Linked DNA regions of Mus musculus: regions 1, 2, 3, 5 and 6 are each linked to region 4. A link is a loop called in an ENCODE intact Hi-C map of the cell type or tissue named here. Cell type or tissue: left cerebral cortex. All regions are shown on one strand. Region 1 overlaps Lsamp (limbic system-associated membrane protein). Region 2 overlaps Lsamp (limbic system-associated membrane protein). Region 3 overlaps Lsamp (limbic system-associated membrane protein). Region 4 has its middle 3.4 kb from the start of Lsamp. Region 5 overlaps Lsamp (limbic system-associated membrane protein). Region 6 overlaps Lsamp (limbic system-associated membrane protein).

Region 1 (5,000 bases), 310 kb before region 4:
AACCTCATACTTCATGTTAAAGATGATCAAGCTTGCATTATCCTAGATGAGAATGCCCTTATAAAATGACAGTGGAAACCCACAAAAGCAGGGGTCTACATTTTTTGCCTGACTATAAACAAATTCTCCCAGCCCTTTTCAAGCAAGGATCTTAAAGGAACCAAGATAAAACTAGGAAAATATTCTCAAAGCAAGAACATTGGAAAACAGAGTCTGACCATTCTAATAAAGGAGTTGGCTGCAGAGAGCAGTTCCTTGCACAGGAATTACCCAGGGATCTTGTTAAAAAGCAGATTCACTGCAGTAGTTCAGTAGTAGGTCCTGAGATGCCATAACTTTAACAAGCCTTCAAGTGATGACAAGGACCACACTTTGAGTAGCAAAAGTGTAGAGGATCAGCAGGGCTGAAAAATAATTATTAAGTCAGGCAGGTTAAAGATTTCATGGCTTTCATTACTCAGCACTCGCCGATCTCCTCCTGTACCATCCATGAATGTAAATACAAACACAGGCATCCTCCTGGTTGCTCTTAGTCACATGTGGATTGGTTGTTGCTATAGCATTAAGCATCAATCTTCCATTTCAAACAATATTAGGGAAATCATAATGCATTGCTTTATAAATAGGAAAAAGTCAATATTTATAAGTAGAAAAAAGTCAGTCGGCCTTTACTATTTTCTCTAAATGGATGGTGCAGGGACCTCTCAGCAGGCAGAGTACCATTCACCTCCAGGCGTGTTCTCTCAGCGATGTCATTGCTGTTCAGCTCTTGCTGGGATTTTAGAGCCTACAATCAAGAGTATCATCCCAATTCTTAATAGATGGAGTGGTGAGCCAAGTTTGCTCATGAAAGGAAAGCAAAGCACTCTGAGGAAACATATTTGATTTATAAGAAATCCATAGGCTTGTATCATTTAATTTATTTAATTTCATGCATTGCCACAGTAATTTTCTGGATTAATGATAAGTTTAAATGCTGAAGTTTTACTTATTTCGATTTCCCCTTGTTCCTCCTCCCTCTCTTCCTTTTGAACCTCTATATAGTCTTTCATTTAGGCTTGAGTTAAAATGGAGGAATTCTGAGGCAGATGGTAGCCAGGGTGATTTATTCATGTTATTGCTGAGTCCTTTTCTACGAGTATGCTGGAGACTGAACTGATTCCTATGACAGTAATCCAGATGTATCAGAACTAGAAAAGCATATTAAACATCATATACAACATGTATATACTATACATATTATTAGGAGACTATTTAAAGTGCTGGGTAGCAATGAGTCTGTTATACTCCACTGAACTTGGATGATGGCAATGGCTTCCTTATGTGTTCCAGACTTGAGGGGGTAAAGGTTTTCTCATTTTTATTTTGTTTGATTTTCTTTTTAGTTTAAATTACTTTTAGCTAGTAAATTTTCACAAAGGGCTGCAATTATGTACTATAACAGGCAAAATCCCTAATATTAATTAATGGTTTTGAACAGATGACTGTTCACCTTCAAACTTACATGATCAGAAACATATAAAACCACAAAATATCCAAGCTGGTATCAGACATAAATATTTACCAATTTCTTAGAAGACCGAGGGTTCTGAAGCCAACACAGGTGCAATGTTCATTTCAGAAAACCAACAACAGTGACTGTAAGTATCATAGCCAAGTCTTCTGGCATAAAGACCAAGTTCGGTCTCCATACTCTCAAGTGTATCTCTTTACCCTCGAAGGAGATAGGATGCTGAAATGTTTGAATTTGCTATATTGTCAATGATCAAATCAGCTATCTGGTTGCCAAACAGATGCTGCAGGATTTAAATATACAACTGTGTTGCTGAAGTGATTCATTACCACTACTGCACAGGCCTCTGTGCTCTTCGCAAAAGATATTCAAATCAATAAATTGCAATGCATATGGTACCTATATTTAGACCTATAATGCTTCTCATGGTTCCTATCTTGGAGAATGGAAAAAGATAGAGGAAGAGACAAAAAAAGTGCTTTCTGTCCCTTAGTTCGGCCTTATCTGACTCATTAGACTATGGATAGGGTCACATCATTTCTACAGAGGGTTTCTAGGGGATACAACATCTTGCCTGTGGGGTTTTTTTTTCAAAGACTCTTTTTTCTTTCACAGTGGAAAAGGGCATTGTAGCATCAGAGAGATGCTTTAATCAGTCTAAAACATTACCAAGTTCTTGCTGGATACAAATGCATGTGAAAGAATACTGGAGGAAGGCAGACAATGGATCTGGGAACATCAGGTTGGAATATCTCAGAATGAGAATTGATCTTAAGTCACAGAATCTTAAGATCTCATGGGATGGCAGAAAGGGCTTGTGTGTTTCTCCTTCTTAACTATTCGTGTTAAATAAACATGTGCTGTTTAATCTCTTAGATTAAACACCTGACATGGACTTCAATCAACATGAGAAAAAGCCAAGTGCTATAACTCTAACCCACCACCAGGTGACAGTATTTCTAAAATTACTCTGGCTCTCCAGGACTGACTTGTTTTTGTATTTGGGACCACATTTTCCCAGAGAGGTGAAAGGACAACCAAATGATTACTGTTAAACAGTAAATCAAACGGCTAGCTCGATTTCTTCTCATGATTACAATTATCCCAAAGTGATGAGATCACATGGCAGAGTATCAGCGGAGGAAAGTTAATCACGTTCCGAATTAGCAAGAATTATTATCCAGACAGCCATAGGAAAGTGACTAAACAGTTTGTTACAAACCCTTCTGAAATTCTGGATCAGCTATGTGAAGTCGGAGCGAGGTGGAAACGCAATAACTATTGTTATAAGATCACAACAAGAATCCGCACTGAGGTTTGGGTGAAATCATAGTAAAATGAATACTGATGATAAAAGTATTTGAGACTCAGTTGCTGAAGAGATTGCACATGTGATCAAGCAAAACTATAGAAGGGAAAGTGTTAAAGTGTTAGCAAATTCTGGTTATTTTAAAAAGAGAATTGGAAGCAAAGGAGAGGCTAAAGAAAACGTGATCAGTTCTTTTCTCCATAGGTGTGGACTTTGATGGGTAAACAGCAGTTACCAGGGCTTCAATGAAGCTGTCATAAGATGGCTTAAGTTCTATTCATTTCCACTCAAAGTATCTCATCTGTATTGACTGTCAAGGTGACAGAGATTTTTATCATATTATATGAAAAGCTATTTAGAGTCAGTGACAGAGCTGAAATTCAGATCTCTTGATTACAATCAGAGCTATTCCCATCACACACAATTCTACTATGTTCTATTACCTGTTTTGGGACAGATGAAAGAGAAATGCTTCAGAAAGGATGAGGAGAAAGATGACAACACACACACACACACACACACACGGGCGGGGGTGGTGGTGGTGGTGGAGGAATGTGAACATTAGTAAATAAAGATGACAGTGTAATCAAAGTCAGAACAAGAAGCAACATAATCTCAGTTTTCAATTTCACTTTTCTTCCCCTCCCCCATTTCTTTCACACTATGGCTTCTCAGATTCCAGGTGGAGGAAAGAAGAGTCCCGATGCCACTGAATGACTGCAGCAGCTCAACCATTGCACTTGTGAGTCCTCCTACAATCACGGAGGTCAGCCCAGGTTATATGAGATGCTCAAGACTTGCATCATTGCACTTCTGTCTGGTTCTCCTGGACACAGTGTCTGAGACACTAGATTCTACTGTAAGAGATCTGGAGTTGTAATAGCCTTTCTGAGTTGTACCGACTGTAGGTAAGGGGTGCTTTTAATGGCTGATTTGGATTTTGAGAATTTAAATAATCAGAGCATGGATACTGATAATTTTAAGAGTCCTTTCATCCATTCCAAGAATTTAAACACTGCTGATCTTAGCATGAAGCTAAAGGTTTACTTTATGGGTATTTATATAAATCATAATTCTCATGCAATGAATAAATACCACCCTAGGAATGTTCTACTTTGGCAGACCCAGAAGTTAGATATAGGCTTTAAGTTAAAAAAAAATTGTTCTGCCTTTGTTATGATGACCATGTCCTCTTTGTTTCAGCCTAAATGACATCAGTTTGTGCTTTGTACCTCTAACAACATAAAGGTCATGTTATTCAACAAAAATTTATTCAATGTCCTGGCAGATTCAATTGCTAGACTTCCTGCCTATCATAGCTATTAGTTATTCCCCTCAATATGTATTCATTCTGACAAAGGCCATGTTAAGCAGTCATACAGTAGGGAAAAAAAAAAAAAAACAACCCAACATCAGGGTCTGTTAAATGGAATCCAATTTAAGTGTTCTTTTACTAAGAACTACAACATCACAATGAGTAGTCCATAATTTCAGGAATGTGTCCTCCATACAACCATTCATATATTATCAATAGAGAGGAGTTTCTGATGAGGAAACCTTTCATATAGCTCAAAGTTCAGCATTATATAATTATAGTATAGAAGGTTCATTATTGCTTGTACAGCGTAGATGGCATTTACGCACAGAGGGCATGCTTATGCACCAAGTGTTCTTTGTTTCTTCTTCATTATCTGTGAACTTTGAGCAGGAATGAGTTTTAACACACACACACACTAACACACACATGATATATAATTATAATCTATATGCTAGTATAATTAATATAATATAATATAATATATTCTCTGCGTGTATAGCTCAGAAATAATTCTTTATTTTGTCTAAAATCAATCTTTTTCTTGCTGTCAGTTTTCAAGTGGAGGAAATAAACTTATTTTATGCTCTTACAGTTCTAGCTTTCCACTCTGTTTTAATGATTGCTCTTATTTTACTTTTCAGGGTTATCTTTCTTTTCTTTTCTTGTTCTTATCTTCTTTATTTGATCAACAACCTGCTTAGGTTTTTCTATTTTATTAGCTTTTGCAAAGAACTGTCTCTGAACTTTGCTGATCTTGTCTGCAACATTCTCTCTCATTTTATGAAGTTGATGAATTAACATGGTTTCCATTCACGACTTTCAGAATTTAATATGTAGCTCATCAATTTTCACCCTTGCTT
Region 2 (5,000 bases), 410 kb before region 4:
AGTCTTGTGTTTTTCTCAATTCCAGCAGCTCCAGATGGACCGAGAACCAAGCCTGGTTGCTGTCCAGAATATTCTTTATTTTCAGCCCATGTCTCTTTCTTTACAACCCATGGAGAAAGGGCAAGCCACCCCATCTGTCCAGTACTCTATTTCCTCTTACTGAGGCCTCAGGAAGAGGCTACAATTCTCTGGAAAATATCAGGCTTGAGAGATGTGGCTGCTGAGAGCAGTTGGCTTTCATGAGTCAAACTTCCCCGTACTGGTCACACTTGCAGCTATAGATAGTTCCTAAGTTTAGAAGTCTTCCCATAGCTTGCATGATAAGAGAATGAACAACTTATAGCATCTTCGTCTCCAAACAGAGTCAGGGCTACTTATAACTACCATGCTTTCCTAGCTTTTTGCTAGTGCTTTCTTCTGTTAATTATATACCCATCACTTTGTCTTCATAGTGAAATACCCCAAGTGGCTCAACTTCAAACTAGACTTTTAGCTGTTTGCCCTAATGATTAGAGGCTGACAGAAAATAATAGCAGCCTTTTCCCTTGTCATGAAAACTAAATGTATGCTCAGAGTAGCCAAAGCTTAGGCTTCAAAGAAAATCTCCTCCGACATATTTAATATATATACAGTATTATCAAAGAAATGTTACAGAATGCAATACTCAGACAGCCCTTCTATACTTTTACATGAGGTTGTATACCATGAGGCTCTGCCTTATGCTGGCCCCTCTGACAGCTTTCAGAGTCAGAGCAGGTTTCAGCTATAAGCCAGCTGGTGCCATCCATTTAAGAGAAAACAGCTATCTAAATGAGCAAGATTCTAATCAGTAAATCTAATTACAAAGTAGAGTAAATTATTATAAATGTTGCTTAAAGTGTCTTAAAGCATTGTAAAAAAGAAAAATTGTCAACCAAACAGGAATATGCTGTGCTGATGACATTATTTGAGATCAGGACATTCACATTTGTAAATGTCATGTTTTATGGCTATTCCTGACACGTGGATCCAGCATTCACACATTTAAAACTTTTATATCCTCTGTCCTTCATCCAACTAGATATTAAAGTGGCTCAAAATATATCATAGTTCATAGATCCTCATGGGGCTCAGAGGAGCAGTTCACTTGCACTAAAGTCACAAGAACTTTAAAGAGCACCACTGATGTGCTAAGGGGGTGAGAGAAGGAACAGGGGTAAGAGAACAGAGATGCCACATTTCCCATGGATCCATATATTTTCCAAATAGACTTCTATCTTCTCTCATTTAACACCCTCTATTAAAATGTTTCAAATGTCTCACATTGTCCAAAGCAATGCATAAGGAAAGATAAACACATTAACATTTTATCTTTGGCTCCCAAGCTAGCTGTCTGCTTGGACATTTCTTACATTGGTCTTGTTTGTTCTCTGTGAATTATGGACCCTGTCCTTTGGTCCATCTGCTTCCTGGAAGGATTAATGTGTGGGCTGCTAACTTTGACGGCACTTTCAAATTGCTATTCTCAATTTATCATCTAATAATATGTGCCTGGGGGCTGAAGTAAAGCCTCTTGTCCCTTGCGGATATCCATACAATTTTCTATATTTTCTAGTCTCTTGGCGGGAGCTTTAGGTCACAAACTTGGGTTCTGGCCAGTACAGTGTTGGGGAAAGTGAGGCAAGTGACTATGAAAAGTGAATGCACTACTGTAGCTCTGTCCTTGCTTGTCATCCAGTTGTGATATGTGCATGTTCCAGGTGGCAGAGCTGCTACCCCATCAAGTGTTGACTGGCCTGGCCTGGCCTGGACTTCACAAGCCATGAAAACTCAATGGTATCTACAATGGCAGCTGCCAGTAATGACTCTGACAGAAATGTCATTAAAAAGGAAACTGTACAACTTTTATGTAAGAGCACATTTGCCTGAAAATTGGAGACTGGAGTTGATGTTTTCTAAATCTCCCTATGTTCTAAGATAATGACCATTGTATGAAATCTGTCTTCATTCACTGGAGACATTGATGGGCACGTTGCTAATGAAAATACAACTCACCTTCTAGTCTCTTTATCCATTTTTATGTTATGATGTATTGTAGTTCCCAGGCAATGTTTAGCATCATGTATAAGAGACATATGCATTTATCCTCTGCTCTAAGGACTGAAGATACAATTCAAAAGACCTTGCTGCCTTGGCCTAATTCAGTATGTCACTTTTGTCTTTGCTATTTGTCACACGTTTCTCTCCTACACAACTGTCCTGACTATCTGTATTTTTCTTTTTCAGGACCTTGAAGGACACATTTTCAGATCCTTGATCATGTCAGACAAGTACCCTAGAAATTTGACATCCTCACATTTGAGTTTAATAATTGTGGTGTATGATATGAATGCAAGTTCTCTTTAAAAATCCAGGCCAAGACAGTATAAAATATTATTTGAATAAGAAAGATAGCATTTCTCATCAAGGGAGTCACAACCTATATTTGCACCTATGGAGATTATGAAACTGCCTGAGATATTCCTAGAAACTGCCTGAGGGAACACTTTACTGAGCATGTTTTTTTCTTTTCTCCAGTAGTCTAACCAAGCTCCTCTTCAACTTAGCTGGTAAACACTGCAGCTGCAGGGGGGTGGGGGAGGGAGAGTCGCACGTTATATTTTTGGCTTTCCTTGGCTTCTTTTGTACCTGCAGGATTTTATTCCTCTCTCTGTGTCCCCACTAAGAGAGAACAGAGCCTCAGGAATTATTTAAAGAAAGTATGTTATGTAACCAATGCAGAGCCTCAGGCCCTCTGCACTGATCTTCCCTCTGAAGAGTCAAAATTTACCAGAACAAATAAGGTTTCTACATGGTTTGTATATATTTATCTTTCCCATAGTGAAACAGTTCTACCTGGAGCATTTTGCAGTTCTTCTTACCACATAATCATTTCTTCATTTAAAACAGGAAACAGAATATATTTAAAAGGAAGTTCACAGAATATATTTCTGTATTTCTAGAATGGGAGTTATTTTTTAAGACCAACTAGGGAACCTTTCTGGATAATAGGAGGGGACAGACTGATAATTTGTGGCTCGGAATAGAAATTAAGACTTGACCCACATAAGCACACAGCATTATCTATGGGAGACTCTATTTACCAAGAATGAGACAAGAGAAGACCTAGATTCTGAGCCTCTAATTCCTCTGACTTAGTAGGGCTGCTTTTGTTGAAAACCCTTTTCAAACTCCAGGATATTTGTCTTTTAGAAGAATATGAATAGCAGATGGTAATACTTTAGAATCTAGGATAAATCATTTAGAGAAAGTATAATGGTTGTATGTGTGTAATAACAAATTTCTGTTTATAGTTACTTATTAAGTTAGCATACAGAGCAGTGGGTTCTATTACCATACTTTTTTTTTTATACATGTGTGCCAGGATATTTTGCTTTTTATCTTTACTTTCTTCCATCTCCTAACCCATTGACTCCTGAGCCCTACTTCTGCCTCACTGTTGCTGGTCCCCTTTATCCCTCCAAACAGTTCTGGTCTCAGGTCACATGTATTCTGTTACTCTTTTTCATATCCTCCTTTAAGAGAGCAAAATCCAGTTCACAGTGATTGGAACCACGCCCCAGCAGAAAGTCCTAAGTTTATAAGAGGAGAAAATGGAATGGAGCAGAAAAGGAAATGAATAAACAAACAGATACATAGATAAATGGATAGATAGGTGAATGGAAAGATAGACAGACAGACAGACAAACAGACAGGGCAATTTAGGGAAGGAAAGAGCTTTATTTCAGCTTACACTTAGAGGTCACAGTTCACCATTGCTGGAAAGTTAAAGAGGGGCTTTAGGGAGTCGTTTCATAGTCACATTCAAGAGCCGAGAGAAATGAGTGGATAACTGGCCATTTGGTTGCTCGATTGCTTGTGCCCAGTGTGATTTCTCCATTCCTATATAGTTCTGGACCCACAGTCCAGGAAATAGCACTACACAAAGTGGGCTGGGCACTTAATTAAGACACCTCCGTTAGACATGCCCACAGATGACCTCTATGTTGACAGTCACTCATTAGGCCTCTCTCAGAGATGATTCTATGTTGTATGGCATTTACAAAGCTCACCAGCAAAACACACTCACACACATACACACACAGGAGTGGGGGGGGGGAAGAGTGCATGAGAAAAAATACTTTGTATTTGTTTTGCTGAGTCTGACTTATTTTTCTTAAAATAAAGATTTCTATTTACACCATTTTCCCACAAAAGCCATAATTGTCTTGTTATAAATTTTTATTATGGATGAATAATGGGGAGATTTATATGTGCACCATTGTAGGAGGAATGGAAGGCCTAGATGCCAGGGCAGTGGTTGCTTCTACATAAATGTCAGTTAACTGCCAATAGGGCCTTGCAACTGCAAAGGCAACTTCTACATAAGGGCCAAACTGAAGCCTGATTGAGAGCCCAGAGATTGGTGACCCAGAAAATGACAGCTAATCAGAAATTGCTACTTGGAGGACACACTTTTATGGGACCAATGGGACACAGGTAGAGGGTATAAAAAAATACTCTTTGAGAGTTAACAAAGGAGCTTGCTGCCACATTCTCACCAGTTCTGGGTGTCTGAGCCATCCATGACTTCTCAACCAATGCCCCCTCTGAGCAGGAGGAAGACTTAGGCAACACACCACATATATCATGGATTAGTATATATGTGTGTGTGTGTGTGTATGTGTATATATATATATACACATACACACCTAATTTTCTTTATCCATTGATCTGTGGATGGGTAGCTAGGCTAGTACATTTTCTTGCTTTTATGAAAAGTAATAAACATGGCTATTCAAGTATGGCTCCAGTGTGCTGATTTAGTCCCTTGGGTATATATCTTGAGTGGAATAGCTGTGCAATATGTTAGTTCTGTCTCATAGTTTGGGAGAACCACCACCATACTGATTTCCACAGTGGTTGCAGCAGTTTCTGCTAATGCTTGAAGTGTGCAAAGGTTCCACTTTCTTTAAATGGAA
Region 3 (5,000 bases), 200 kb before region 4:
GAGGTAGGGAACAACTGGAGGAGGAGAGAAAGGGAAAACCATAGTCAAGATCTATTATGTGAGGAAAAAAATACATTTTTTTAATAAAATGAAAACCAGGAAAAAATACAGTAGATTATTCTACTTGGCTTCCTCTTCACGTCTTTCATATTTTCACCCATCGCTAATTAAATAGGAACACTGTGAACATTCTATCATTGCTATTTTACCTTAAAAGACTTAAAAGACAGATTTAATCCGACAAATTTTGTTGGGAGACCTGGAGTTATGCAATTTGGGTGTGGGAGTTGTATTCTTAGCACTTTCTCCTTTGCCATAGTGAGAACAGCCCAAATATACACATTCAAAATTGATCACCATGACCGTGACCGAGCACCGGGAGGCAGTGATGTACGGAATGCCCTCCCCACCATTTGTTATTTACACATTTGCTATTCTAACTACTCTCTACTAGAAAATAAACTCCAAGAAAAGAAGGACTCAGGCTCATTTTCTGCTAACAGACGCTGAGTATTTAATTAATAATTTTGGATAAATGAATAGACAGTGACCCCCTTACTGCCTTCGATATTAAATGCACTAGGTTGACTTTTGCTGACTGCCTTATATTATGAATCTATATCTCTCCTTAAGCTAAGGCTCTATATCTTTTGCTTGAGACTCTTAGCATGCACTTCATGGATTATTCTGAATGTTCTGAATCTCCAGCCCCTTTCCTGATAGAGAAAAACACTTTTCATAACATCATCACAACTATTAGTCAGGGTGAGATGCCGAAGAAGAAATCAACCCTTGCTTTGCCTTTATCCTTATCATTTATTCTCCAGAACACAGAAGAAATGAAATTTTTGTATTAAGAGGTACAGTAGGCAGAGCCTCACAATTGCCTGGCAAATACAGAAGTGGATGCTCACAGTCATCTATTGAATGGAACACAGGGCCCCCCAATGAAGGAGCTAGAGAAAGTACCCAAGGAGCTAAAGGGATCTGCAACCCTATAGGAGGAACAGCAATAGGAACTAACCAGTATCCCCTGAGTTCATGTCTCTAGTTGCATATGTAGCAGAGGATGGCCTAGTAGGCCATCAATGGAAGGAGAGGCCCTTGGAATTGTGAAGATTATATGCCCCAGTACAGGAGAATGCCAGGGCCAGGAAGTGGGAGTGGGTAGGTAGGGGAGCAGGGCAGGGGGAGGGTATAGGGGACTTTTGGGATAGCATTTGAAATGTAAATGAAGAAAATATCTAATAAAAAAAAAAGAGGTGCAGTTGGTGCTAATGTGGCTATAGCTGGCCGGGTATCTTCATACATATAAAACAAAGCATAGGGTCATACTCTTTTGTTTTATCCATTAACATCTCCATTGTTTTCTTGTTACCCAATAGGTGAAATCAAAATGCCTCAATAATACAGAGCCTCTCAAAATGGCATCCCTAATTTTCTTTTAGCTTTAATTTCTTCCCTTTTCTTTTATATTCGTTATTCAGGTCAGATGAAAGTTTTCACATTTGTCCTAACATACCAGAACTTTCCATAAAATTGATTCTTAGTGTGTATCGCTCCATCTGTAAAAGAAATGTTTTCCTTTACATCACTGGAGAAACTATCAAGATTCTTCTTAAGCCAAGTCTGATGGGCTCATTTGTGACACCTTTCCTATATCTCCTTAATGAAATTGATTCTGTCTCCTCTGTTTGATTATAATGCTAGCATATCACATTTCTTATAAGTGTAAGTTCTGTGCCTCCCCCTGGACTATCAACTCCCTTAGGAAAGGGAAGATGCCCTATCTATCAATGCTTCTCTGTAGCCTAATGGCTCCATGAAGAAGAATTTGTTGAATGAATGAAAAAATGGATTAGTTAAGTCAAACACGCTTGAGAGGCTGTAGCTATTTCCCCATTTATAGTCCCACTTTCTCAAAGGAAATCAAAATTGTGAGTATTGATTTTAAGGAAAGAGAGACTGGAGAAAAGGTTGAAAATAGAATGTACTTCAAAAATGATATGCATAGGGACTCCTCTGCCCTTTTCATTACACACCTCCTGTCTCCAACCTATCATTCTTTCAGTGGGGGTGGGGATAGGATAGCATGAAAGTGGGCCAAATGTAGGCAGCCTTGCACTGTGGCTTCACAGGTCCTCATGGAAAAAGCAAATCAAAGAATATTAGAAGTAGAAAGAAATGTCAGCACTAATCTACACCAAACTGTTCACTTGCCTATTAGGAAAGCCATACATTAAATAAGCTTGGCTTGCCTGCAACCACACAGTTAATAAGTAGCCGAATCTTAATTCAAGTTTTCTAAATAAATACAGGCCAATGCTCCTTTAGCACACCATAGTTCTCTTTGACATTTTTGTTATTTCCCAGACTTAAAAGACATTCTTATTCTTTCTAGCATGGTTTTTCTTTCTACGTTCTTTTTTCGAATAGTCTATACATGCTTAAATGCAATTGTCTGATATATAACCAACTGAGAACATTTATGGGAAGGCAGAGGGATGTCAGTTGATATTAAAAATAGAGTCTGCATCTATAAAATTTTGCCAGATTTAAAATATGAGGAGCACAATAGTATTGCCTGTACCTAACGGGAGCCTACAACACCTAAATGCATGTAATTTAAAACCTCTATACCTTCCTTGCAGAACAATCTTATTTTCATTGTTATGTTTTAATGTGAATGACTATAGCAGGCAAATGCCAGTATTCACAGCCCTAGTCCTAGTTTGTCTGAGAAAATTATGCCAAGCGTGCAGTGCCATCTGGTCCTGTAGCGATGCCATCCTTTCATTTCTCAGCTCCGTGATAAACAACCCGACTGCACGTCATTCTCTGAGCTTCACAAGCACCTCAGGGCAAGAGAGGAGGGGATGTGTCCCCCCTCCCATGCCACATCTAAAATGATGCATATGGCTGGGCGGGCATGAGCAAGGCAGTTCTTGAACATTTGGACCAGTGATGAATGGGAATGCAGCTCTAAGCACTCAAAACCACCACAGGACAGAAATATTTTCTCATAATTTGCAGAGATCCTGGTAGGAGTGATTGTGGAGGAGAGAATACATGAGGCAGAGATGGGGTGATGAGTCTCATCTTTCCTGATCCTGGTCATCTGCCTGTTAGCAAATGCTCAAAGGTTGGGCACATGGTTAGAAAATCAAGTGGTAGAGTTACAGAGAACGGTATGGTGTTAATAATTTATGCAGGGCTTACGGCCCATTTTCCGTGGGACATAAAAGTAAGGTCATGAAACTCTGATATTGATGAGAACATAAGGAAGTTGAGAGAAGACTATGTCTGGGAGTAACTATTGCCTAATGTTTAAGAAGCTTCTGTTTATGTCCCCTCTTTGCATTGAACTTGCTGCTTTTCAAACTGCCTGCTGCTTTTTCAGTGTTTATCTGATATATAATGGCTAAGGCTTTTAATAAATTAATTGTTATATAGCATCCATTTCATTACCCGAGACACTAATAAATAGGTTATTTATTAATATATATAACCAATTATCACATATACAATTATATATTACATAATAAGTTATAATGATATATAAAAAAGAAATATCAAAAATGTTAATATATCAAGAAACAAGTTGCTGATATGACAGTGGAAATGTTACAGATGGGATAATTAAAGATACATTAAGGTGTTTAGAGATATTTTGAGAAAATTGTAGAAGCAAAGTAGATCATGGGCTAGAACTGAAATTATTTGAATATTAGGAAAAGCTTTGTTCACTTTCTGGAAAAAAAAAAGAGTTTCTATGTGCAGAAACAAAAGGGAAATAGCAGGGCAAAAATTGGCTTGGGAATGAGAGACCCTCCTCCGTTTTTACTAATAAAATTCAAACTCTTGAAAGAACATGAAAATTTTATAATTAAACCCAAATTATAGTTTTAAAAAACTGCTATAGGGATGTTTTTGAGTTCATTGATTCACATAAGCATGTTGAGTGGGACATAATCCATCTCCTGGGTTGTAATGGAACATTCTCAGATCCTGGTGGCCTACTGTAGAATGTGCATTTGAGCCCACATGGGCCACCAGAAACATCTCAGGAGAATAAGAGATACTAGTCACCTTGAAGGCTTGTGTAATAGCTATTCCTGGTTGTCAACTTGACTACATCCAGAATGAACTACAATCCAGAATCGGGGGGGGGGGGCACTTCTGTGATCCAGATCTTGAGGCTGAAAGACATAAGTTTCTGACCTGCGGCAAAGTAGTACATGCTTTTAATTCCAAGAGACTGAGGCAAGGAGATCTCTGAATTCAAGGTTAGTCTTCTGGGTACTCTATACCTAGCAGATTTCACTCAATAAAGCAATCAGTAATTGATGCTTTTGGATTGTCTTTAATGAGTGTTGTGGACAGGTATAATGCTACAACATGGGCATATTGCTAATTTTATAGACAACACCAGTATCATCAGACCTTCAATGGCATTTACCACTAGAATGATTATTTATAACAATAATATATGAGTGTGGCTGTGTGTGTGTGTATAACTAAATTCTCTCAGGATGCTAAGACTAGGCATTCCTATGAATGCCAACTTATAAACAAGGCACCTGTCATCCAGAGAGATAAGAGACCTGCCCAAGGTCACTTAGCAGTTTAGTGGCAGTGTACTGAAAACACCTAGATGGCCTGATATCATGTCTTTTGTTGCTGAAGAGTGCTGAGCTGTATAATATAGGATGCGATTCAATAATGTGAATAACAGGCTGCTAGGCAACAAACCCATGTGGTAAACTCTTTCAAGGTCACCTCTGGGCAGCCTGAGATGCCATGTCCAATCCAGGGTTCCAATCATTTTATGTCCTTTTTTGTATGCACTAAAAAGAAGAACTTTAACACTGCCTATGCATTTTGTTACTCTTTTCTTTTCAGACATTTGTACCCTGTGTCCTGATTGACATTGGCTTTCAATTCATCCCTCTATGTAAATTACCTAAGATACCATTATCTTTGTGTAGAAATTAAGTATA
Region 4 (5,000 bases):
CCACCATAGTCACTCAAGGGAGAGTTTCAATGCCAGGCAGCTCCCTCAGCCCTGAGGCTGGAGACGGGATCAGCTGAAGACATCTCTTCTCTCCCGAATATCCTCCCTCTCTCAACACTCACAGAGTACAAGAGACAGTGTTATAAAGTCTACAAAACAAATTATAGTCAGCTTTACACAACTGACATTGCAAGACTCATTTCCCCAATCAAGAGACAGCAAATCCTTCCAGGTTCGAGGTTGTATGTGAAAGAGGCAGGGGGTAGGAACAGATATGTAGTTTCCAGGTTTGAGCAAGCAAATCACCCTCAGACCCCAAGAATAAGCAATTACCCTTGGTTTCCTTTTGACTTCTTGGTACCAGCAGAGCTTTGGAATTTCACCTGTTTCCTCTGTGATAGCAAGGAAATTTGACAAGGGCAGCTGTACCTTGTATCTTAGTAAATGTGATAAAACATCCTGGCCAAACACAGCATGGTGAGGACGGACAGCTTTGCTGGCTTACCCTTCTACATCACAGTCTACCATCAAAGAAGCCAGACAGGAACTCAAGGCAAGAATCTGGAGGCAGGAATAAAAGCCCCTTGTGGCTTGATCAGCCTGTTTTCTTAAACAACCCAGGACCATCTTGCCCAGGTGTTTCTCCTGCCAGTAGTATGGAACCTCCCGCCCCCAATAATTAAAACAGAAAATGCCCCATAGACTTGCCTACAGGACACATTTATGGAACCGTTTTCTCAGTTAAGACTCTCTCTTCCCCAGCATAGCTAAGATTGAGTGAAGCTGAGGAAGCCAACCAGGCCACATGGTTAGCTACAGACACGTGCAACCAAAAAAATCATAGCAAGAGGAATAAGCTGTGAAACCCCAACAGAACTCAAGCCCTAAGGAGTCACTCACAGATGGTATTTGCCTTGTCCCCCAGAATATTTAAAGGATTTTTGGACAGTATTTTATTAGTTTAGAGGTAGATGACTTCCTACAGATTATGGGAGAAAATACTTTAAAGTATTGGAATCTGAATTGTCCCAAGTCAAGGTTTATAAAGTCAATGACTTTTATTTTCACTGTGAGTTCATTTCACCTAAATCAAGATGGGCTTTGTCAGTGGTGATGAGCAGTCTTAGAAAGCAGGAATGAGCCATGGCTGGCTCGGGACACGGCTGTTGAAATTTTGAGCTCATTTTATCAGTGAAGAGATGGCTAGATAAAGTGGTTAGTTGAGTCATAAGTGCTGTAATAGGCAGTGTGAATGGAGCAAATGAGTTTAGCATGCTAAAGGGGGTGGTGTCAAGATTGGCAACGTCTTCCCATACATTGCCAACAGGCTTGACCATCCTTGCCAAGGATCTTGTTGCTGTTAGACATGGATGATTTGCTTGCACAATGACTTAGATATAGAATATGTTCTTTTGTTGTAAGGTGTTCCTCTACTATCAGAAAGAAAAAAAAATAAAGAGATGGTGGACATAGACCTTACAAAATGTCTTAATTCTATTGACCATGCCAGGAAAGTGATATTGTCCACTGGGGACACAGTGTATTCCTAGATGCCACGGCAAGAAGGACTAGACCCATAAAGATCAATGCAATGCCTCAGTGGACAGGATCTTGTGTGAGAAAGGAACAGAATTATTTATTTATTTATTTATTTATTTATTAAAATTACAATACTAGTAATTTTTTGTGACAGAGGTCAACACATGACTTTTACCTAATTTCTGTACCAACAAATTCTTGCTACTTAGCATGAGTGACATCCTAGGAGTTGTTTAGAGCAAACATGATGCTTGCAACCCCATGCACAAAGTAATTCACAGAAGTAGCATCAGAAATGTAGCATTTGTAGTTAACCAATCACATTTTGGTTTTGTCTCTGTAGTCATACTAAGGAAAACATATATTACATAGTCAAGATTATAATCACAATCAAAATGGAAAGAGTGAAACTAATTAAGAAGAGAAAAAGCACAAGTACATATTTGCATAGAAAAAATTCTGAAAAGCAATTAAGATATATATATATATATATATATATATATATATATATATATATATATATATATCTTTATTAAGCTTAGCCTGGTTCTTGGGGAAACTTTAGTTTTACTTAATTGACTTGCTGTGAGGACATAAGGTAAAACACAATCTTTAAAGGAAGACCATAGTTTAGGGGATCTTTAATGAAGAATGTTCAGCAATTCAGTCCAATTCAAGAAGAATTTTAGCCATGAAGCTTATTAGATAAGTTGATAATACAATGGCATTTACATTCAGAGAGAACTTCAGGAACTTCTTTCTCCCAACACTTGGCCCCAAAGGAGAGTTTATGATTGTTAAGTATAAGAATGGAGGAATGGCTGACTTTCCTACCCCACACATAATGTAAACATTAGTGTTCATAGAGTAATGCATCCATCAACTTCTCCTGGCCTGGTTCAGTCTAGACTCTCAGAACATCCCCTCTTCTTGCCCTCAGTGAGTTCTGGTTTTCACTCTCTTATAATCCCCTACTTTCTGTTACACCAATAGAGTATAAAACTGGATCCTGTATTTCATCCTCATGGCCATTCTCCACCTAACTACCTTACTATCAACTCCTCTACTACTTTCCTTCCTTAGAAATGTCAAGAGAGAAACAGATAGGTGACTTTCTGAAAGGCATACAGGCTATTTTCCCAGAATCACTCTATACACGCTTGTGAGCAGCTTGGCATAAATGAACATACTTGTGAGGCGAGCATGGCTGTTAGCCATGTGAAACAGCCATCATCACCCAAGGAAGATGATCTTAACTACTACTTTAAAATAACATACTGCCTTTCCAAAAGAGGCTTTAGGAGGTTCTGGCACTCTCCAGAGACAAATGCTGCAAGAAAAACAAAAACTGGCTCACATCTGAGTACCCTAAGAAGCATGAAGCATTTATTCCTCTGTTTAGCTTTGTAAGGTAACAGGCTCACAGGAAATCCAAATGCAGCCTGAAATGTACAACTAATTATTTGGCTACATTGCTTGAATTTTATGCTAAACCTGTCTATAGCATTATTAATGAACCATTCTAAATTTCCACAGTGGTAAGGTTTTAATCATAATAATATCGTGTCTACCCTCTACTTTCATAAGTAGAATTAGCATTTCCATATGAGCTAGAAATGCAAAATTGTTAAAACTTCTCCTCAGGATCCATGCCATCATTTGCTCATTGATTTCATTATAAGCTAGCAGTGTTCAGGTGCTTTGGCTTATGCTCATGCGTATGGCATTATCTTGTGACTTGTCATTGGAATTTGGTATCTTTAAATTTAACTTTATTCATATGTACTGTCCTGTGTCAAAAAACAAAAACAAAAACAAAAACAAAACAAAACAAAACAAAACAAAACAAAAACCCAAACTATTCGTCCTCAATTCAGTTAATGTCCAGGTTCTCCTCATAGTCCCCCAGTGATGTAAAACCCCTGACTCAAATTCTACACCTCGCAAATCAGTCTAAGGTTTGCTTTCAGTGCATGCCACGGTTCATTGTTATCAAATCAGTCCTCAGCCTTTAACAATGTGGGTTTTGCTCACTTGTTCTATTTTTACAGGCATCAGTGCTTGGATATGTCCCAGTTTCACAAGGTCTTGGAAATTGTTCAGCTTCTTGTATCCCCACATTTTACCTTTACTCTTGGATAAGCATCAGCACACCTGCACTCGCTGTCACTGGCACACTGGTGCCCCAGTACCCTTAAAAAATCTTTTTATTTCAAAGAATTGTACACACTGGCCTTCGATTCACCTTTTTTCCCCCCTAGATTTTAAGCTCTGCCACCAAGGGCACCATCCACAAAGAGGTGACCATGTAGAATAATGTAAGACCTGATTTGCTTCTGCTTGTTCAGGATAACTTTCATATAATGGGAAGGACATTGGAGCATCTGTGAAGACAGAGGGAACAACACCTCCAAAGAACAAGGTGTTAATGCAGGAACTCAGGAAACTCTATTCCTCTATCCGAGGCTGCTGTAGTGAACTGAGTTCCCATACTCAGAATATAGGTCAAGGAGGAATAAGGAAGAGTAGCAGCAGAGTATTCCAAAATGAAGCATAAGCTTATGACTCATTCAGTCACTCAGCATATTTTCATTGAGATGGTAGTGACTTGGGGAAACCAAGGCTCTGATCTCATAGAATTTGCATCCTAGACCCCAAAATAGATACCAAACAGGTAAATATATTTATACTTTTTGCAAAATGAAACCAATGGGAAAAAGTAGGGTGGCAGAGTGTAAATGTGCTACAGATATGGTGAAGGAAACATTCATAAACAAAGACAGCTTGAAGAGAACTCCTAAAGCATGAGACAGTAGACATGAGAATGTCGACAAGGTCTTTCAGGTTTAAAAAAATGGCATGGTAAAGGCACTAAAACAATAATATGGACATGATATACATTTAGCAGAAAGGACAGCAGAAACCCTATGGAACAGTCTATATGTATGTTGCAGTGCAGAGTAGGAAAGAAATGAATGAAATAAAAAATTACGGAGCTATCATAATGAGACCATCCCAAGATTAACAAGTTACATTTTATTCTAGTGGTGTTAATGAATAAAAGTTTGCAACAAATGATTTAAATAATTCGATTGACATTTTATGAAAAGGTTTTTCTTTCTTTTATTTATTTATTTATTTATTTAATGTTCTTTTTTAAATTATTACATATTTTCCTCAATTACATTTAGAATGCTATCCCAAAAGTCCCCCATACCCTCCCCCCCACCCACTTCCCTACCCACCCATTCCCATTTTTTGGCCCTGGCATTCCCCTGTACTGGGGCATAAAAAGTTTGCGTGTCCAATGGGCCTCTCTTTCCAGTGATGGCTGACTAGGCCATCTTTTGATACATATAAGAATACAACATGGACAATGCATTGTCTAAAAACTACACTGCGAATGAAGAATCGAACAGAAGGATGTGCTGACCAGCACAGACTTTGGAAGAACACTGAGG
Region 5 (5,000 bases), 220 kb before region 4:
TTATTAATTAAATCGACCAACGTTTTTTTTTGATAGCCGTATTCTCTACAAGGTCTTGAAAAGTCCCATCACTGATCATGACAGAGCTTGAGTGAGACATTTGGACCTCTGATCCTTCTAGTCTAAAGCAGATGCTACAAGATGTGAGTTCATCGTGCCTGCATACTGATTTTTCTAAAGTTAGGCCCCAGTTTCGACTGAAGGTCACTGCCTCATTAAATTAGTGCACAATGATGACATTGTATTTTTAAAAAGAAGCAGTAGTCAATCAATATGTGGACCAGGGTCAGCCTAGGATTCATGTGATTATTTAAAGGCCATAGAAATAACAGAAAGCCCATGGCCTCTCAGATAGATAATACATGCACAGAAAAGCAAATGCGACATCACACAGAACCACTTGGAAGTTAGCATTTAGAGACTAACAGGTTCGGTGCTCTGAGAGACAGGAGTAACCTATAGGGGGATTCATTGTAGAATGAAGAAGTCAGAAATGGCTTCATAGGAAAAATGAATCAAACAGGGCTGGCAGGGAAAAGGACAGAGTAAAAGACAAAATCATTTTCTTTTAAAATATATAGTCTTTATATAATTTGGTTACTGGTCATAGAGGTGGAAACTACTATATTCAGATAGATACTTATATCATTTCTCCAGCACTCTTGTGTCTTAACAATATCTTTAAAACTGGTTCTATGGATATATTTGGTGTTCTATGGATTTTACATCCTAGAAAGCCTGCCTTTTTAAACTGCAAGGTTCAGATACCCCTCTGTTACATTTTCAACCGTTAAAATTTTCCAACAACTGATGGGATGGGAGCTATTTCATGTTTCACAGTTCAAAGTTAGGGATCAGGTCTTGGTACGTGAACTGAGCAAATCTGGAGAAACATACAAAGAAGTAACAATTTTCAGTCTGGATTTTGATTGTAGTAGAAGAGAGGCGGGGGAGCTTCAAACGATCTCTGAAAAGCTAAAATTAGTATTTCACATTCCACGGCTAGTCCATATTTGGGGGGCCATTTCACTAGCATCACCGGGTAGCAGTTTTCCAAGAAGCCAGTAGTGAGTGTGACCATATGACGCTTCCTTCTCCTTCTGTTCTAAATCCCACAGACTGCAAAATTAGATTCCCTAGATTTAACGACGACGTTGGCATTCTTTTAGTAAAGCCATCTGTACAGCAGTCTCCCCTTATCTGCGATTTTACTTCCTTTAGTTTCCATTTCAAGTGGTCAACCATAGTATATCCAGGTCACAAAGATCCCTCCCTCAATAATCATCTAGGAGTCCCCACATTTATCAGGCTGACTGGTGCAGAATTGTGATGTAACCCTTAAGTAGTAAGTAGTCCAATGCTGCATCACAGTGACTGCGTTCTACACCCCACACTGTCTCATGGAGGCACTGTATCATCTCCTAACATCACAGTGTGAGACATTTTGAGATAGTAACATTCAGCTATCTCTTATTACATTATGTCATTAAATTCTGATGTTTTTCTTATGTTGTTATATGCATGGATAGGAGGAAACACAGTAGTAAAACTAGCCTTTGGTAAACAGGAGGATTCAAGCACCCACGATGATACCCTCTCTGGGTAAGGAGACCATGTTGTTCTTGTACTAGGGCAATTTGAGTAATTCCTCTCACCTAACATATATAGACACAAATCATCACATGTTCCATACCCTCTCCAGACGAAGGGTTTACAGCATCAGTCTAGCTTTATAGAGCTACCAACGTGGTTTGCAAAGATCTTAGTTTGTCTGTACAGCACCTGCCATTTTCAAGCCAGGAAAATCAATCCTAGTTTCTGCTGGTTCAGCCTCAGAAGAGGAGAGTTTGGGAAACATTTCTTCTTCTTCTTCTTCTCTTCTTTAAGTAGTAGAGTAGATTTGCTGCCAGAGGCAAGGAATGGCTTCGTATCAGATGAGCATTGGTCTTAAACAATTGGGTTAAATGAACCTCACTGGGTTTTGATGGATGTCTAATATGCTTGTGAATGGTTGCTGAACTCAAAACTAGAGAGAATTCCCTCTCAACTGGACTGTCCTTAGCTACTTTAGTGAGAAATTAGCAAGCAAAGGAAACTGTTAAACTGCCCCCAACATGTCTACCTAATTTTGTGCTGTACGCTCATGGACTGATAAGCTTTGTAGCACAGATGATGCTAAAGTACCCAGTCGATTCTTTCTCCTTGTTACCTTTAATCATTTCTTTGAAACTTATAGCAAAGGTAGCTGCCGTTAACAAACATCTCAGAACTTGTAGTGAACTGTGAAGCCATATTTTAATTAAGAAATGATGGACAAGATTATACTTATCATATAAGAAAAGGCAGTCCTGAAGTAATGAAGCAGTGTGGAGAAAAATGAGCCAGAATAGGAGTGACAGTAAATTACCAGGTGCAGGTGACTAACAGATATCCTGTGACCTCTATGAATTCCACATTGCAGAACAATGTTAACGGATGCATGATTTATGTGCTCCTGCCCTCCTCGCTCCAGAAGGCAGAACACAGTGTTCTGTGAACAGCAAAAAATACTCCCACTGACTGGCTCACACACTCTCCCCTGAAAGGACTGGGCTTACAATCTGGCGCAGGCAAGGAAGTGCTGACTGGCCTTTGGCACCTGCACAACTCTTGGCTCACACACTGGGCCTGGCTGTTAGAAACAAACATAATAGCAGACACCTTGGAGCTGCCCCTCCAAGATATACTGCTTCAGCGCAAGCACTCTGTCTAACCATAGTTCAGTTCTTTCCTGTAGTGGATGTTGAATAGAAGCTTTTCTGGTGCCTTTATAAGTCTGTTCAAAGATTCTAAGGATTGGAGAATACAGACTCATTCATTTTTCATTTTAGCTTCTCTTGGGATATGAATGTTAGGAGCAAGAAGAAAGAATGAAAGAACATACAGAGAGAATAATTCATGAAGTGACCAAATGCTACCTATAAGATAAGAAGGAAGAACTTGGCAAAACAGAACTATGTGGAAGGTTGAGGGGGCCAGTCTGGGACGTGGGCAGCAGCCTGGGACAGTTCTTCATTCCTTCATTTGTTTACCTCCTATTTATTTACTTAAATAAGAAATGTTGCTCTGACCATTGGAAAAAAAGTTGGCACTTCAATTCAGTCATAAAGAAAGCACCACACTTGACTGCATTAGAATCCTTTTGTGAGGTCTAACTAGAAGAGAAAGAAATCTTCTCAGACACGATAACTGAGCTTAAAATCAAGGACTCTCCAAGTCATAAAATTTAGCATTTCTTTCTCCTTTGAGTTGTAGTTGTCTGACATTTAACAGAAATACAAGGACCTGATCTCACAATATTGATATTGCAAAAGTTCTGTTTTTGGTTATTCATCTCCCACCCCCACCCCACCCCCACAGAACTTTGTCATTATTTTCAATTCTGAAGTGCAATGGTCATTTTGAAATAATAATTCATAATTTTATTTTAATTTGGAGGTAAATAAAAGGTAGAATGTTGTAACTACAATATACATTGAGGAAACTTGAAGACCGCATAAAAATGACAATAATGATTCTGAGAAGCCCAGGGGCTGGGAAAATTATGTTATAATCCACCACCAAACTGGGTTGCAAACAAATAATTTTAAAAATAGACTAATATGTTGGCACAACAGATATTCTGAAATACAATTTGTGGCATGTCTTTGTACTATGCAGAACGATTGAATGACACTCAAATAGGCCAGCTTTCAAATTCTTGGACTTTTTGCTGAATTGTGTCCATATTACACATGAAGCTTGTGTCCATCAACAGAGGAATAGATAATGAAAATGTGGTGCACATATACATTGACATTTATTCAGCTATAAGGAAACATAAAACTATGAAATCTGTAGTAATGTGAGTGGATCTGGAAAGAATTACACAGGGATAGCTCAAACTCAGAAAGACAAATCCTGTTATTTTTTGTCTCACATGCAAATCCTAGATATACCTCCAAGGAGACCATGAAGGTAGGAAGAAGGTTTAGAGGAAGGGGAGTAAAGAGGATAGATAGAGAAATGCAAGATGTGAAAGGAAAACAGGCATTATCAGGGATAGAAAGCTGCAAGACTGGGGGGTGGGGGGACGACTGGGGAGAAGCACAGGGGAGGGTGTGAGAGGAGATCAACACAAACAGCACAAACACACCATAATAAAACTTATTGCCTTAAATATTAGTAGAACCAAGCAACTAAAATAAAATAAATCATACCAACACAGAAAAGAATAACTGGAAGGAGAAGAGACGTAAAGGGACGGATGGAAGGGATGAGGAGAGCAAGGAAGGGGGAGAGAGTGAGGAACCTGCCTCTCAATGAGATCAGCACCAAATACATTATGAGAAAAGAAGATGTCTATAAGATACATTCCACATGCCACTTGACTCTTGAATTTTGTGGTATTTCATGAAGTTACTAACATAATTACTGTAAATAGATCAAAGCAAGACCTTATATAGCTACACTGTACAAAAATAAAAATAAAAACCAAAAAACAGTTTCCCAGCAGGGTCTCTCTGACTTCTGTATCCTATTGTTAGAGTGTGACTTAAATAAAGACTGGAGGGTGAGTTTTGTCTGGGTATCTTAACCTACATAGGAGACTGGACTAACAGGAGTCTTACCTTCAGATTCTAGATCTCTCTCTCTTTGTTTTGTTTTGTTTTTGTTTTTGTTTTTGGGTTTTTTTTTTTGAGACAGGGTTTCTCTGTATAGCCCTGGCTGTCCTGGAACTCACTTTGTAGACCAGGCTGGCCTCGAACTCAGAAATCTGCCTGCCTCTGCCTCCCAAGTGCTGGGATTAAAGGCGTGCGCCACCACTGCTCGCCCTAGATCTCATTTCTAAACTCCACTCTTCCATACAGGTCTTGTTCACACACGTGAAAACTTCTAGAATGTGCTCAGTCAGGGTTGTTGTGACTTGTTTTACTAAAACAGGTAGTGAGTCTGCACACTGCAGGCATGTCCTTACTTTA
Region 6 (5,000 bases), 150 kb before region 4:
GTAGAGGAAAGAGATGCAATGGTAGGGAACAGACACCTTTGTTCTTCTAGGAAGAACACTGGAATCTATCTTCATGCAAATCCTGCAACACATCATCACAACCCAGCAGTTCACTGTGGGACCACTACCACCCTCACCCCAACAAAACTTATCCTTCCTGTCCACACCCCCAGCAACAACCATAAAAAGGTAGTCTTAGAAACTCAAGAGATGAGCACAGATACTGAATGCCTTCCTGGAGTTATTTTATTTTACTATTGCTTGATTTTATAGGAGTAGAATATGCAGCAAGAAAGCTGTTGGGTTTCTGAACATCAGGCAACATTCTCTGTCTGCATTTTCTACAAAGTTTCCTAATAAAACAAAGGTTGTAAATAGTTTTCTTGTGAATGTAGTGAGAAGACTGAATAATACTACATTGAAACTGAAAATGGGTCAAAAGAAACATGAAATATAATGGGTGAAAGATGCAGAGGAAAGAGATACAGTAAAAGCCTAAGACTATAAAAGGATCAGTATATCAAAAGGAATTATAAATCATCTAACGAGGATAACAAAAATCTTCAGGACATCGGTCAGTATCCAGGGTTGAAGATATAGTTAGAATGGTCATTGAAATTTGCCTGGGTAATAACTGAAAATAAGACTTACAGCAGGGATCAGGGTAAGAAATAATGGTAGCTCACAAAGAAAACTCTACATGAAAAATTTAAGCAGTAAATTGCATTTGATGCAAGCAGCTTCCATCTTATGTCTTGAGAACAAAGTGACAGTTTTCTCATACAAGACCAAGTAGTCAATAAGACATTTTCTATTTATTTCCTGAAATCTAAATGCTAACATTAAATTTAATCCTAAGCTATGCAATGTTTCAGGTCTTTCCCTTATTATTCTCTTCAGGTTTCTTCTGAAAGTACTGTTTTAGATATATTTAGTTAAATCGGTAAAAAGGAGCTACCTTCCAAATGAACAAAATTCCAGACTCATCTCTCTGAAAGTAGGGTTCTTTGTATACAAGAATTAAATAGCCAAAGGTTCACTCTTTCAGAGGCATGCGTCCTTTGCGTCTCCCGAGGGGTGAGAAACAGTTCAAGTTTCCCAATTTGTAGTTATTCTTCTTCAGTGAGACTGGGCTGACCAGCACCCTGCTCCCCTTCCAGCAACTACAGTTCCATATTCCTGATAGTTTTGTTCTTTCTTGGCCCATTCTCCATTATCTTCATTATGTGTGTCATGTCTGGCAGCAAATAATCTTCTAAATGGCTTGCTTCCTCAACAATGCTCCACGGAACGTGCACTCTGCTTTATCACCTACCTGGGCATCTATCTATAAATCCATCTAGCTATCCATTGTGCTTTTGTTACAGACACAGATCCCCAAAATATAATACAACTATTGACTTGCTATCTTTTGGAAGCTACAGCGGCCTTCTGTCTGAGTCTTCTTTTCTGGTTCCAACAGAAATCCCTGCAGAGCCACTGGGCAGAAGGGAGGTGTCTCCTTCTGCTTCCCTTCCTGGGTGTCTGCCCAAAAATCATGGCCAGTTTTAGCAAATAAACCAAGGGCTTAAAACAAGAAGTCTTATATTTCTGTTCCAACATGACTGAATGTTACATGGTATAAAAAAAAAAAAGTGAAAAAATAGTGATTGTGATAACTTCACCACCACCACCACCACCACCACCACCACCACGCCCCAGCCCCCCTCCCCCCCCCCCTCCCCGATTGCTGCAGTTTGCTGGAAAATGGACAGCAAAGGCAGAGAACATTTTGTTTTGGTAGAAAATGTTTGTGTTTAGTTTAGTGCACACTTTCCAGTCTGTAGAAGTGCAGTTGTCAATTTGTGGAATTAGGGGAAAAATAACTCCATAAAATTACTTTCTTATCTATCAATTGAAAAGTATGCTATATGCATTTTTAAGGACTAATTTCAAGGCAATTTCATTTTATCTTCTATTTTCTTCAATGTTGCGATGAAAGTAAACTTCTAGTCAAGCTTAATTAAGTCTTTACAATTTTTAAATCCACCGCAACCCATTGAGAGATAGCAGTTTATTTGTGATTGACTTAAGAGTTTTCTATGCCAGGATGTTACAGCAACGTGACACTTCTGAGAGGTGTCATTTGACTTCCTCTCTCCTTGCCAGACGTTCTAAATTCTAAAGACTAGCTGCACCTAAAAGACTCAGATGTTAACTGTTTAATAATCTTTCTCAGATTTGCAAATCTCAGAACATTTGGTGACCCGCAGATCTCATCAGAATGCACAACACCTTGCTTTCCCTTGCCCCATGTATCACCTCAGCTGCTGCAAGGCTTATCAGAAAAGTAATGAGCGGATAAGGACTTACAGGAACAAACTCTAGGAGGTCAAGGTTGATGGTGATGCTCTAGCAAAAGAAAAGGATGATGAAAATGACAAAGGTATATAGTCTTTCTACACATTGTCCCCTAAGCCCCCCTTCTTTCCAATAAAGCACACTTTTAAGTTCTTATGTGTTTTCCCCAAATGATCATTTGTAGGGAGAGATTGCCTTCTCTCTTCTTGGGGTGTTAGCCTTTGAATAAGTATATTTTCTCTCCCACCAGTTCTCTTCTCTGGAGTACTGGCATTCAGGCAGTGAGCAGATGGAGTTGGGTCCAGTAACAGCAAGACACTGTCTGTATTTGTAGAGCAATCCAACATCAAGCAATGTCTGCTCTTATATATAGATATCTTGTAGTTTCTTCAAAACTTTTGCAGGGAAAAAAAAAAAAAAGAGGGGTATTGAACACGAGAAGAATGGAGCCAAAACCTTATTTTTAGAGTGTAAGAGACAAGTTGAAGCTGTGCCATGGAAATAACTCAGAGCGGTCCTGCTCAGTAGCAGACTGCAATGATGCCTTTTGTCTTCAGCATCAAGAGATCCCACCCACTCAGCATCCCCAGGAGATGACCACCCATATGCTCCTGAATTGAGCACCAGGAGGAATAGCAGCACAGCAGCCCCCAAAGCAAAGCATCAGCTGAGAGTGGAGGAGTATTTCTCTGACATATAAAAAAAGGTTACTGATGTATAATCTGTGACAGGTAGAGCCCACAGGAGACAGCAGGCCACCTACTGGAAATGGGATCAACAGAGAAAAATTCTCAACAAACTTTCTAAAAACACTGTCAACAGACTCTGCAGAAACACAAACGACTGTGGTCATTGTTTCAAAGCCCTGTGTTTGAAGAATCCACACTGGCAAGGAGCTGCTGTAAACTCAAAAATAGTTCACAAGAATTTGAAACTCACTCACTATATAATTGATAAATAATGACAGTTTACCTGTCGTACCTATAGTGGGTTGGCTATTTAGTGTACATGATTGTTTTGAGTATGAATTTGATTTTGAGTTACTACAGAATTTCCGGCCCTCCAGGACTCAAAACTATGTGACTCCCTTACCAGATCAGAGATGGGACCAGCCTAACAGCTGAGATTTAGTGAAGCACACACTCTGCCCAAAATGGTGGCTAGATGTGCTTGAATTGTGGAGAGTTAGAAGTAACCAAGAGGTTAGGAGAGAAATAAATGATCTGTGGAAAGCCCCATCAAGCTCACAGAGACTGCTCCATTAGTATACCTCAGGGAACCCAACCCAGTAGGGAAAACCAAGATCTTGCTGCATCTGCAGCCACCAGTCAAGAAAGCACAGAGCATGACAGACCAGGAAAATGACCCACTTCTTGCCGACTCAGACGGAAAGGCTTCACTTAGGCCTAGGGAAAGTGTCTCTAATAAGGTCATCCGTTAACTGTGTCGCCTGAATCTCTCTCAGCCATTCCTCATCCCTTCCCTTCCCACCTCCAACCCTGAAGCTAGCCATTAAGGCAGCAGGGACTGAAGAAAATAGAGCTGTTGGTCTCAGTAAATATTACTGAGCTCTAGAAGGAAACGTAGCGCCATTATTTAGGCTCCTGTGTTCAAGGCACTTTCTGACCACATCCATTTAGCAGAGAGGTGAGGAAAGCAAGCAGGCTGGCTGTGCTAAAGCACCAGCCCTCTCTCTCCCCTGCTTTGACAAAATCACCATGGATGGCGAGGGGGGGGGGGGAAGAAGGTGGATACTTTTTCACTAGCGTTTTGAACCTGGAGCACAGAGGACACAAGAAAGCATTAACTGCATGGAGGTCACCGAGGGTTCTGTTCTGATGGGTCATTTCAAAGTCCACGATAGAGCCAGCATTGTTTACCACGTAATTTTGTCTTTGATAATCAAAAGATAAAAGGACAGCTCTCCTCTATAGAGATAATATGTTTACTTTGGGGAAAAAAAATGACAATTCTTATCAGGGTATCTGAATGTAACCTAGAAAAAAAGCAAATAACTTAATATATTTTAATAACTGTATAGGATCAATTATTTAGAGCATTAATGTTCACTAAAATGCTGAAAATTTACTGAGCATATTTTTTGAATAGTTGAAAATTCAACATTTTTTATAGCTGGAATTGGGCAAAAGAAAAAAAAACTTGATATAACATATAACTAGGATCATGTCAGTATAAATGCATATTAAAACAAAACAACAAAACATCACCTACATGAATGAGACCTGAAGTAAAGTTTTTCTAAGGTTGAAGGCTGAGTCATCAAATTACTTATAAGTTGCAGCTGAAAAGATGACCCTCTGACAACCAGACTTTTTTCTAATGATAAGATACTGAACTTGAGAGAGATTAGTCCATATTGTGCATCTCAAATTCAAAAGACCAACAAACAAAGGAAGCAGAGTAAAACCAATATAAAGACTTAGCAAACACTTATGATGTGCTGAAGGAAGCTGGGAAGGACACTAGGAATTTATGCTAGTAGCATTTTAAATGTGTTTTTATCCCTGAAGTGGGTATATTTTCTGTTAATTTCCAAGACAACTTCTCAAACAGTTCCTTGAGGAAGCTGTTCATTCATTAGGGAATGCCCCAAGAGCTATACATCGCATTGGGTTAGTTGGTGGATATGTAACTGGGCT

Evidence for each region. Peaks named below come from ENCODE experiments on the same cell type or tissue, not always from the same donor. Only the 100,000 strongest peaks of a DNase experiment are listed, where the experiment ranks them.
Region 1: it touches region 4 in a loop (4-fold over the local background); 12 of 42 quality-filtered maps call a loop at or near these places.
Region 2: it touches region 4 in a loop (2.0-fold over the local background); 2 of 42 quality-filtered maps call a loop at or near these places.
Region 3: a loop joins it to region 4, with 2.5 times the contacts of the local background. A loop is called at or near these places in 3 of 42 quality-filtered maps.
Region 5: it touches region 4 in a loop (2.5-fold over the local background); 3 of 42 quality-filtered maps call a loop at or near these places.
Region 6: a loop joins it to region 4, with 2.3 times the contacts of the local background. A loop is called at or near these places in 2 of 42 quality-filtered maps.

What each region holds. Positions count from the first base shown.
Region 1 is chr16:41,833,429-41,838,428 of GRCm38, reverse strand. All of the region lies in intron 1 of Lsamp (limbic system-associated membrane protein), which reads right to left. Gm46551 (a long non-coding RNA gene) reads left to right here. Exons shown (of 2, transcript XR_001781926.2): 1 at 1-2,460; 2 at 3,498-5,000. Among named protein-coding and RNA genes, the nearest start is that of Gm46551, 15 kb to the left of the region's middle. In left cerebral cortex, a CTCF peak has its summit at 2,450 (motif pointing right); DNase peaks (open chromatin) are centred at 1,960 and 2,479; H3K27ac peaks cover 519 bases.
Region 2 is chr16:41,933,510-41,938,509 of GRCm38, reverse strand. The region is part of intron 2 of Lsamp (limbic system-associated membrane protein); the gene reads right to left. Among named protein-coding and RNA genes, the nearest start is that of Gm52229, 28 kb to the left of the region's middle. In left cerebral cortex, no CTCF peak of the experiment used is centred here; DNase peaks (open chromatin) are centred at 125 and 2,640; H3K27ac peaks cover 3,945 bases.
Region 3 is chr16:41,727,226-41,732,225 of GRCm38, reverse strand. The region is part of intron 1 of Lsamp (limbic system-associated membrane protein); the gene reads right to left. Among named protein-coding and RNA genes, the nearest start is that of Gm46551, 120 kb to the left of the region's middle. In left cerebral cortex, no CTCF peak of the experiment used is centred here; DNase peaks (open chromatin) are centred at 361 and 2,804; H3K4me3 peaks cover 344 bases; H3K27ac peaks cover 512 bases.
Region 4 is chr16:41,526,902-41,531,901 of GRCm38, reverse strand. It overlaps a transcript of Lsamp not described here. Among named protein-coding and RNA genes, the nearest start is that of Lsamp, 3.4 kb to the left of the region's middle. In left cerebral cortex, no CTCF peak of the experiment used is centred here; a DNase peak (open chromatin) is centred at 2,763.
Region 5 is chr16:41,742,823-41,747,822 of GRCm38, reverse strand. The region is part of intron 1 of Lsamp (limbic system-associated membrane protein); the gene reads right to left. Among named protein-coding and RNA genes, the nearest start is that of Gm46551, 110 kb to the left of the region's middle. In left cerebral cortex, no CTCF peak of the experiment used is centred here; DNase peaks (open chromatin) are centred at 1,083, 1,601 and 2,602; H3K27ac peaks cover 2,039 bases.
Region 6 is chr16:41,672,458-41,677,457 of GRCm38, reverse strand. All of the region lies in intron 1 of Lsamp (limbic system-associated membrane protein), which reads right to left. Among named protein-coding and RNA genes, the nearest start is that of Lsamp, 140 kb to the right of the region's middle. In left cerebral cortex, a CTCF peak has its summit at 3,094; DNase peaks (open chromatin) are centred at 1,501, 2,662 and 2,893; H3K27ac peaks cover 315 bases.